Regions from separate parts of the Homo sapiens genome. Here region 2 is linked to region 1. Evidence: chromatin loops called from intact Hi-C (ENCODE). Cell type or tissue: dorsolateral prefrontal cortex. All regions are shown on one strand. Links, peaks and the distances in the headings refer to the core of each region. The heading gives the core; the rest is flanking DNA. Region 1 overlaps RNF216 (ring finger protein 216). Region 2 overlaps RNF216 (ring finger protein 216).

Region 1 (5,373 bases), core at 159-5,158:
AAAACCACACACACACACTGAAAAGCTTTTTTTTACTAAGATCAGGAACAAGGCAAGGATATCACTGTCACCACTTCCATGCTATATAACACTGGAAGCCCTAGCTAGAGCTATTTGGCAGGAAAAAGCAAAAGCATCTATATCCGTGCAAGTTCACAGATAACATGATCTTATACATAGAAAAATCTGCAATTTCCACAAAAAAACTTGTTAGAATTAATATATTCAGTAAAGGTGCAGGATACAAAATTAGCACATAAAAATCAGTTGCGTTCCTGTACACTAACAAACACTCCAAAAAGAGAAATTAAGAAAATCTAATTTATAATACATCAAAAAAGTTGGAATACTTAGGAACAACTTAACCAAGGAGTGGGTAAAGACTTATACACTGAAAACTATAAAAAACTGCTGAAATAATTAAAGAAGACATAAATAAATGGAAAGACATCCCTAAAATGCATATGGAACCACAAAGGATCCCAAATATCCTAGACAGTCTTAAGAAAGAAGAACAAAGCTGGAAGCCTCACACTTCCTGACTTCAAAACTTATTACAAAGCTACAGTAATTTAAACAGGCAGACATGTAGACCAATGGAACATAATACAGTGCTCAGAAATAAATCCACACATTTATGATCAGCTGATCTTCAACAAGGGTGCAAAGAACACCCACCGGGGGAAAAGGTAGTCTCTGATTAATGGTGCTCTGTAAACTGAATATCCACATGCAAAAGAATGAACTTAGACGCTGATACCATATCTCATATCATAACACAAAAATCAACTCTTTAAATGGATTAAAGACTTAAGTGTAAGACCTGAAACTATAAAAACTAGAAGAAAACGTAGGTGGAAAGCTTCATGACATCAGTCTTGGCAATGATTTCCTGGGTATAATACCAAAAACAAGGTGACAAAAGCAAAAAACAGGCAAGTGACTACTAAGATGCTTTCAGCAAAGGAAACCATCAACAGAGTGAAAAGGCAGCCGGTGGAAAGGAATTGAAATCCTTTGGGAAAGGATCTCAGCATGTTCCTGTGTTCATTGCAGCATTATTCACAGTAGCCACAAGATGGAAACCACTTACTGACATGTTCGTCAACAGATGAATGGTTAAAATTTGGTATATTATGCAGCCTTTGAAAAGAAGGAACTCCTGGCACATACTAACAACACAGATAAACCACCTTGAGGGACATTGTGTTCAGTGCAATTAGCCAGTCATAGAAGGACAGATACTGCACGATTCCACTTAAATGCAGGATCTAAAGTAGTCAGACTCATAGAAACACAAAGTAGAACCCTGGGTGCCAGAGGCTGGGAGAAGGCAAAGTGGGGAGTCACTGTGCAGTGGGAAGTTTCAGTCATGCCAGATTAAGTTGTTTAGAGATCAGCTGTACAACATTTTGCTAACAGACCCTGTACACTTAAAAATGTGTTAATTGGGTAGTTTTTGTATTGTGTGTTTTCACCACAATTTTTTTTTTTTTTTTTTTTGAGATGGAGTGTCGCTGTGTTGCTCAGGCTGGAGTGCAGTGGTGCAATCTCAGCTCACTGCAACCTCCACCTTCCGGGTGCAAGCGATTCTCCTGCCTCAGCCTCCTGAATAGCTGGGACTACAGGCACATGCCACCATGCCCGGCTAATTTTTTGCATTTTTAGTAGAGACGGGGTTTCACCATGTTAGCCAGGATGATCTTGATCTCCTGACCTCGTAATCCTCCACCTGCTTCGGCCTCCCAGAGTGGTGTTTTGTTTTGTTTTGTTTTGTTTTGTTTTGTTTTGTTTTGTTTTGTTTTAGTTTTTGTTGAGATGGAGTTTCGCTCTTCTTGCCCAGGCTGGAGTGCAATGGTATGATCTTGGCTCACCATAACCTCCGCCTCCCAGGTTCAAGCAATTCTCCTGCCCCAGCCTCCCGAGTAGCTGTGATTACCTGCATGTGCCACCACGCCCGGCTAATGTTGTATTTTTGTAGAGGCGGGGTTTCTCCATGTTGGTCCGTCTGGTCTCGAACTCCTGACCTCAGGTGATCTGCCTGCCTTGGCCTCCCAAAGTGCTGGGATTACAGGGTGAGCCACCGTGCCCAGCCTACCGCAGTTTTTTTTAAAGGGCATATGGTTCATTTTTTCCCTCTGCCAAGAGGGATGTGCAGCATGAGTGAGAACAAAGTCTGTTTTGAACTACTGAGGTTTGAGTTTGTTCCAGCAGCATAACCTAGCACATCCTGACTGATAAGGATCATAAGGACCATAACTGCCCTTGGAGTTGGAGAACAGGAGCAGATTTGAGAGGTAGAGGATTAGAAGGTGATATGTTGCATGTGAAGGTGGGGAGAAAGCCAGAGGTCTCACAGGCGTGTCTGGTTTGGACCACTATGTAGTTGATGATGCTGTTTACAAAACTGGAAATGGAATCCAAAAGATTCAGGAGAGATTACTTTTGTTTTGGACATGTTGAGTTTTTAGGGGAGACATCCAGTGTGTACGTGTTTTTACAATGCCTGGCACATAGTAGGTGCTCCATAAATCAGTGACCCTAGATCAGTGATCCGGGTCAGTAACACAGGGAGAGATCTAGGCTGGAAAAAGATTTTGGAGTCTGAAATGAGCAGCAAAAGGAGGAAAGAGGAGGAGAGGGGTAAGGTGCCCATCAGGGAGATTATTATTAGCTTAGAAATGCTGGGCCATGCTAAGTTTAAAGTATGTTTTTTCATTTATTCACATCTTTTTATGCCCCTCAGCAACGTTTTGCAGTGGAGAGAATGTGTGTTATGATTACATGATGGATTACAGTATGTTTCAGAACTTGACTTTCACCTATGGATAACAGCATTCACATTTTAGTTTCTAATGTTAGGGTAAGGATTGTAGGTGTTTGGCCCATCATGGAAAATAAAGTGAAAAATGTTATATGGGGACCTGAGGCAGTGACGGCCTGGTGGAGCTGGCTCAGTGACCACCAGAGGAATGAGAGAAGTCCCCACCTTGTCCTTTGGATGAGAAAGGAGAGTTTATGCCTAATCTTCTGTCCTTATTTGTGGGCTGTGGAACGAGTTGCCACTAGGTGGCACAGATGCTCCATGAGGAAAGGGTTTTCTTCCTCTTGGGTGTTTGAAAAGTATGTGTCAGCAAAACACTGTTTTGTAAGCAGAATTGACACAGTTCTTTTGGGCTCAGTACCAAAGCAAATCGCTACGTGCATTTAGACTTTATCTAAGAAGTCCATGTTATTAGCGCATACGCTTTTACCTTTCTCAGTTGTGCAAATTCTCCTTATGCCATTCTTTGTAGCAAGATGGCTAAAGCAGTCGCTAATCCTTGAGGATTCCTGATATTTAAGACATGAGCCACAAGCTAATTTTGACCCGTGTGAGACTAAGGGCACCTGCTTTCTCATTGCAGTGTCTTTGCCAGTAATATAAATTCCAGTTGGCTTTTCAGGAACTTGTCGCTCTGAAATGAGGCGTTTATATTAATACGGCATTAATATAAACGTATTAATATAAGACGGCCTCTGGAGGAGGACTTGAATGGCTGGAATCAGTCCTCTGGAATCCCTGAAGAATAAGACACTGTATCTTTGATGAAATGGAGAGAGTCTTTGTTTCATTGATATGATGGAATGCTTTTGTCAAGGCTCTCAGCTCCCTTGTGTGTTCTCAGATAAAGAATTCATTAGTTTGTTTTCAGTGTGCTGCTTTTAGGAATGAATTGGGTGTGTTTGGTGTGAGACTGAAGAGTGTTACATAAAAGGAGATTTGAAGGTGATGCTTCTGGAATATGTATTCTTAGGGTCAGAAGTTTCACTGTTGAGTCTTTTCTGCCTTGCCACAGCCATAACTTTGCTTTATAAACTCAGAGCTGTGTAAGTCAAGTTTTCCAGAAACTTAGGGCCACAAGGTGGAGGTTTAGGCACACTCATGAAGCAAGCGCTAACGACGAGAGACCATCAGGTGGTGAGAGTTTAATCAGAGTAACTGAAGAACATCTGGTGTAGTCTTTTCGTGGAAACTGCAAATGTGTGTGTGGTTGTGTAACCACCCATCTTTTCCCAATGTCACTTGTATTTATTTATCTTTTCTCACCTGCCAGCTTTCTTCCCTGCTTGTTTTTCTGCCCTTTCTAGGTTCCCATCCTATTCTTTGTAGCATTTGCTGTTTTTAACTTTACAGCCGTGAAGTACAACCAAAATTCACATCTGCAGTGAACCAGTTTGTTGGTTAAAAAACAGGCATCTGCAGCCTCCTACAGTAGCTGCATGGCTGCGTGAAGAGAATGTAAATGAGTGTGGACCAGCTATCAATGCCAGGGCAGCTCCAGCTGTGATGGCGGGTGGTTGGCACTTATTAACAGCACTCTAATTTGGGGCCCAGCCAGTCAGCTGACTCCTGTGCTGAGCACGGCCTTCACATTTATCTAGAGATGAATGAAGCTTGGGCCACTTGTTCCTACTATCAGGGAAGACCTTTATTCAGGAAGTAGCGTTGACAAGAACCAAATAGCTGGGTAACAAAAAGATTTTTAAGCCCACAAATGAGGACTCATTTACTGGAGTGGAAGTCCATGCTGCATGATGTGAGTCAAATATGAAGGAGGGTGGTGTGAGAATTTCTCATCATGGAATGTGACCTGCCCTTGCTCCTCCAAGGTGAGTCACTTTCTTCAGAGCCCAGCATGGGTCCCTCTGAAGAGCTTCAGGTTCAGGCCGCAGAAGGACGCTCCCTTACAGGTATATCATGTAGGGTGCCTGGCAGAGCTCTCAGCTCATATTGGTCCCCACAGCAGCCCTACAAAATAGACACTGGCTTAAAGTCAGGTGATGGTAAATGGCAGAGCTGAGTGGGTCGCAGACACCATCCCTGTGAGCCTCCCTTCCGTCACGTACTGAGCAGGGCTGGCGTCATAGCAAGGAGGCTTCAGGATTTTTAACTCTACTTGTGTCTGAGTACTTCTGTCAGTTTTCACTTTTTAAAATTTCACTTTTTAAAATTTAAAAGCATAGTGAATCTATTCATCACAGACTTCTTGATCCTGGGAAGGTTTTGGTTAATTACACACGCAAGCACATCCTCTTCCCTTACCTGCTATTGAAGCACAGTAAATACAGCATAGAGTAGATGTGTTTGTTAGATTCTTTTAAAGAAGAAGAAAAATAATAAAAGGCAAATGTTGCTTGCCTCCCTTCCCACCCTGCCTTCCCATTAAGAGTCAAATACCATGCTTGCTGTTTCAGTGATTATTCAGAAGGGAGAGAGCTGACAACCCGAAATAGGGAAAGGTAAAAATACATACGCATTATAACAAAACGCCAATATGAATAAAAATTTTATTTTTGTTTCTGCTTGGCCCTGTGGAAATAGTTTTTTAC
Region 2 (5,373 bases), core at 248-5,247, 71 kb after region 1:
TCTTATTTGTCAGCGAGGGAGTTGTCCCATCATGGTTTTGGAGGGAAGTTGAGTTTTCATCCTTAATGACTAGGGATTGCTTGGGAACCTGAACTACCACTCCACAGTAAGAGCTCAAGTGGTGAACAGTAACTTTCTTTCTCTGTTAGTTATCAAAATGAAGCCAAAAGCATTCAACTAAGAGTCTTATAAAGAAGGTGTCTTCTTTAGGAAGCAAAAAACCAGAAGCGAACAGTCACAGCATACCACAGTTTTCTGGATTAGGGAGCAGAGTGGAAAGCCAGCTCTTGACACATAAGTGAACAGACGTTATTTTGCAGTAGGGGAAGAGTGATCCTGGAACTTTACTGAACGTGAATATACTGACTGGTCCTTGCATGGCCACAGGAGTGGTAGCTGAGGTGGGGAGCAAATTGTGAGAGGAACAGGCACCTGGCAGTCTGGATTTGAGAGTATGGCAAAACTTAAAACAGCATGTTCTCTTTCAATACAAAACAAAGTCCGTGTTTGTCTTGGGTTTTGGCTACGAGAAACTACAGAGAATTGTTTTCTACAGTGTCTTTGTCTTTTGAATGTAAGAGTTTGAAACCTGTCCAGTTCAAATAAAACCCTAGGGCTTTTACAGCCAGTTTAATTTGGTACAATTATCGCCTAGCCATTTGGTTAAGAGACACTCATTTTTCCAAACCAGCAGTGGACTGAGCCTAACATTTATAGATGTTAATACATTCAGTTCTGTAGCAGTGCTCGAAGGCAGATGTATCATCCTGGTTTTACTTGCTTAAGACTGTGGCCAGTAAATGGTAGCCTGGGTTTCCACCCGGGTCATTTGTCCTCGGAGTATTCCCAGGCCTGCCTTCTCCCCTCAGGCCAGCGCAGCATCTCCCTGGTGGATCAGGCATGCAGAAAGTCCTGGGGACCTTTGGGACCCTGGCTTAAGCGGCAGGGGAAAGGACATGATGTTGTTGGAATTAGGGAGGAAGGCTGTGAAAGGGAGGATTGATGAGGAAACGCAGAAACCTGGTAAGGAAAGGTATTTTAGACTTTTAGGTTGGAAACTGATTTTTGGCTTCAGAATTTTTTCCTTAACCTTAAAAATTTATTCTACAAAAGAGTAAAGTGAGCCCCCAGATTGTCCCATCACCCAGCTTCCACAGCTGGCTTTGGCGTGTTATTTCTCATCACTGTCATAAATATCATTGTGTGTTAAAAAAAAAAAAAAAAAAGTGAAGTTAGTGGGGTGGGTGTGATCATTGATCTGTCATCAAAACTGACCTCGGTTTCTTCATCTTCCTCTTAATAGCCACACAGCCAACACCATGTGAGCGTGCTATGCAGTGTGATTTTTACTGCATGGGACTGGGAGGCAGTGCTTTCCTATTTTGCAGATGAGGGAGATGATGTGTAGGTCACTAGCCCAGGATCCCTAGCTTGGTGAGACCAGGATGTGAGCCCAGGTCTTCCAACCAGTGTCTGGCTCCTGCCACAAATACATGGTCGTTAGGTGCCCATAGGGTCCCTGAGCCCCATGAACCAGGTAGCCCTTGCAGAGGGGTGGGGACCTCGCCAGACTCTTTCCCCATGGATGAATGAAGCTGCAAATAGTAGAAAGGGGCCCTGGCAGTTTTGCTACCCCAGCAGTGTCCCAGACAGGGTTTCGATGTCACTGAGGGCTTTCCCAAGCAGGGCAGCACAGTCCAGTACACACGGCCTGTTGGTGCTTGTTGCTACATGTCTTCAGCAGATCCCACCAGGCCCCTGGGTGAGCACTTGACCCTGACGGGACGCAAAACATGGCCACATTCTGCCCCCATCTCCAGGTCCTTGTGGGGGAAGTGCTCCAGATAGTGGTATTTGGGTGCTGGGCTTGTCTGACCTGAGGAGGTGGCTGCAGAAGCCAGGGCCAGCCCTGAGCCCGTGAAGTCTCTGCTCCTCCCCAGCACACTGTCCTGCCTCCCTGCCCTTCCCAGCCACAGCTGCGCAGCATGTGCCACTCCAAGCTCTGCTGCTCCCTCCCCCAACTTCCTGTTGCTGGGGACAGCAAGGGGTGGGGGCTAAGGGTCTGCCGTTGCTCAGGCGATCTGTGGCTAATCTGGGAATAATTTGAAACTAAATCTTAAGCTCTTTGGAAGCCTCTCATGAAATCATTGCAAGTTTATTAACAACAGCTGTGGCCACACATGACCTGGATCCCAGCCCCAACCCACCCCCAGAATCTCAGAGGGGAAGCACCAGTCGACTTGCAATTCCCAGTCAGCTTTCTAAGGGGAGGAAAAGTGCAATGAAGAAGAAAAGCCACCCGTTCTTCCCCCATGGTCACAGGAGGCTGGCCAGCAGGCACGTGGACAGCCAGCCCTGGGGACCAGAAGTGTTGGAAAAAAAGTCTCAAAAGGACCGTAAAGGCTTTGGCAAAAATAGTTTTGTGCCAAGCGCTCAAATGGTTATTTTGGGAACAGTCAGCCTGTGGCTGCTGATTACTGTTCATATCTGATTTGTGAAAATAAATTGAATCTTTTCCCCTTTTTAATCACTCATAGTTTCTCTTTCTTCGTTTTCTCCTGTCTATACCCTGCTGCGTGGACAGAACTGTGGGGCATATTTGTGGAGGGACAAGCTAAGGGAGGATGTTTGTGTATGTTTTGTTTCTCTCTTCTTAATTAAAACCTCTCTGGTAAATTCTACCTCACTTGCCGTCTTCAAGTGCAGCACGTTTCTGGAAAGGCCGGGTGCTTGCCATCCCCACAAGCTCTTGCTGCGTCTTCCTCCCACCCACCCTACCTGCATGCAGCAGGCAGCAAGCCAGAGTCTTCTGTGTCAGGCTGAGTTCTTTCTGCGCCCTGCTGAGCTCAAAGGAATTCAAGGAAAGGAAACAAATCTCCCTCCCTGTTAAAATGCAATCCGCTTATTTCCTTGTTTTTGTTTTGTTTTGTTTTGTTTTGTTTGAGAGGGAGTCTCCCTCTGTCGCCCAGGCTGGAGTGCAGTGATGTGATCTCGGCTCACTGCAGCCTGAACCTACTGGGTTCAAGTGATTCTCCTGCCTCACCCTCCTGAGTAGCTGGGATTACAGGTGCACGCCACCAGGCCCAGCTAATTTTCGTATTTTAGTAGAGACGGGGTTTCACCGTGTTGATCAGACTGGTCTCAAACTCCTGACCTCAAATGATCCACCTGCCTAGGCCTCCCAAATTGCTGGGATTACAGGCATGAGCCACCGCACCCGGCCTTACTTCCAGCTCTTCCAGCTGGGCGCAGTGGCTCACACCTGTAAGCCCAGCACTTCGGGAGGCCAAGGCGGGTGGATCACAAGGTCAGGAGTTCGAGACCAGCCTGGCCAATATGGTGAAACCCCGTCTCTACTAAAACTACAAAAATTAGCTGGGCATGGGGCGGACGCCTGTACTCCCAGCTGCTTGGGAGGCTGAGGCAGGAGAATCACTTGAACCCGGGAGGCGGAGGTTGCAGTGAGCAGAGATCGCACCACTGCACTCCAGCCTGGGCGATAGAGCACGACTCTGTCTCAAAAAAAACAGAAAGTGCTCTTCCAGTTCCGCTGGGTGGGTGAGACTCCCGTTTCACTCTCTGCTTTGACCCTTTGTCCTTGACACTGCATTTGGGGTGCACTGCCCACTGTGGTGCCATTCGTGTGCTTCGTCATGGTACTCATTGGATCCCACTGTGATCCATAGGTACACCTTCTGGAGTAGCGATGGGGCACTGGAGGGCTTCGTTTTGTTTTTTGGAGATGGAGTTTTGCTCTTGTCGCCCAGGCTGGAATGCAGTCGCGTGATCTTGGCTCACTGCAACCTGTGCCTCCCGGGTTCAAGCGATTCTGCTGCCTCAGCCTCCCAAGTAGCTGGAATTACAGGCACCCACCACCACGCCTGGCTAATTTTTGTATTTTTAGTAGAGATGGGGTTTCGCCATGTTGGCCAGGCTGGTCTCGAACCCCTGACATCAGGTGATTGGAGGGCTAACTTCTACCCTGGCCTGACACATCATTACGCTTGTTCTTTTGAGCCCTTGCTGATCCAGGGACACCTTGGTCGCTGATCAGCATCCACTCCCTCTCACCTCAGCCTGGCCTTGCTCATCAGAAAGGAGCTGTGCTGAGAATTCATTTGAAAGTTTTCACTGGGATTAGGAGGGGCCAGAAGGAGAGCAGAGACAGAACTCATTCAGGCCAGCTGGGTCCTTCTTAAGGCCTGTGCCAGAAACCAAGGATGAGGCACAGAGACTGCAGCCCTCGAGGGGATGCACCATGGTCTGTCATGGATCTGTGGCAGCGAGTAAAGATGCAGCCAGCAGCCCCTCCTGCCCCCACTGGCCAGGGCAAATGGCATGAACAGGAACTCAGATCTCAAATAGGTTCAGGTGAACCTCTATAGACCGCTGTCCAGGGTGAGCCCAGCAACCCAGCCTGAGCCATGCAGAGTTGAGAACTGCCGGCCATCCTTGGAACCTACAAGTCCAGACCTCCTGCCCTGGCCTCAGCACACTGCCCACCTTGGTGGTCCAGCCACTCTCTGCATCTTCTGAGCCTCAGGGTCCTCTTATGAAATCCTTGCCAGCCTCCCGTGGCGTGGAGAAGGGGGTGTGAGCTAAGCAATCCGTACAAGGCAGCAGGACCTCGTGGGGGCAGAGCGTGACCTTCTACAATGGAATCTGAGTGGGCTTGACAGTGAAGTGTGGATATAAAAGCAGCCAATGGAAAAGATATCAGAATGTTCCCAGGATTGATCTCTGGTGAGGAATTACGGCTGATTTTAGCTGTGTTGTTTTGTTCAATGTTTCCCAAGATTGTTTTAATCAATATGTATAAGGAAAAGAAATAATGGCATTTTTTTTTTTATGTTGATGAGAACCAAATCCCTGAGTTTTTTGTGACGAGAAGAGGCCAGAAAGAGAAAATGTCATGGGACCCCCATGGGATTCAAGTAACTTGGTAGTGTCAGGAGAAAACATGTCAGGCAAGGAAATCTTGAAGCATTCGCTTCTGCCTTTGAGATGGACCAAAACCAGTGAGCTGAGAACAGCACCTGGTCAGAGGCCACTGGAGACCAGTGACCCAGGGAGGCACTACAGCCTCTCACCTCAGTGCTGGGCCCCCATGTGCAGCTTAGATTTCTGGCTCAAGAGATGAGGGTTATGAGCTTTCCCAAGCTCCCCACTCCCACTCTGGGCAAGAGGAATCTACTGGCTTTCATCCCAAAGGACAAGTGCCAGGGACCAGAGGCCGACAAGTGGGCTGTTTCAGGGGATGGCACATGCACTTCTGGGTAAGCTGAGCCTGAGAAAAGGAGGATTGTTCCCTAAAAATTTCCAAAACACAGCCCCTTGCTCTGCGTTTTGGCTGTTTGTTTCCTTGAGTAGAAG

Evidence for each region. Peaks named below come from ENCODE experiments on the same cell type or tissue, not always from the same donor. Only the 100,000 strongest peaks of a DNase experiment are listed, where the experiment ranks them.
Region 2: it touches region 1 in a loop (3-fold over the local background); 11 of 110 quality-filtered maps call a loop at or near these places.

The regions. Positions count from the first base shown.
Region 1 is chr7:5,702,350-5,707,722 of GRCh38, reverse strand. All of the region lies in intron 13 of RNF216 (ring finger protein 216), which reads left to right. Among named protein-coding and RNA genes, the nearest start is that of MIR6874, 6.9 kb to the left of the region's middle. RefSeq lists an enhancer at 4,574-5,373. In dorsolateral prefrontal cortex, for the core only: CTCF peaks have their summits at 2,868, 3,068 (motif pointing right) and 4,018; DNase peaks (open chromatin) are centred at 3,062 and 4,342; H3K4me3 peaks cover 1,908 bases; H3K27ac peaks cover 4,527 bases.
Region 2 is chr7:5,631,144-5,636,516 of GRCh38, reverse strand. All of the region lies in intron 15 of RNF216 (ring finger protein 216), which reads left to right. Among named protein-coding and RNA genes, the nearest start is that of FSCN1, 41 kb to the right of the region's middle. RefSeq lists enhancers at 1,262-2,181, 1-4,230. In dorsolateral prefrontal cortex, for the core only: a CTCF peak has its summit at 2,138; DNase peaks (open chromatin) are centred at 1,966 and 2,233; H3K4me3 peaks cover 2,139 bases; H3K27ac peaks cover 4,250 bases.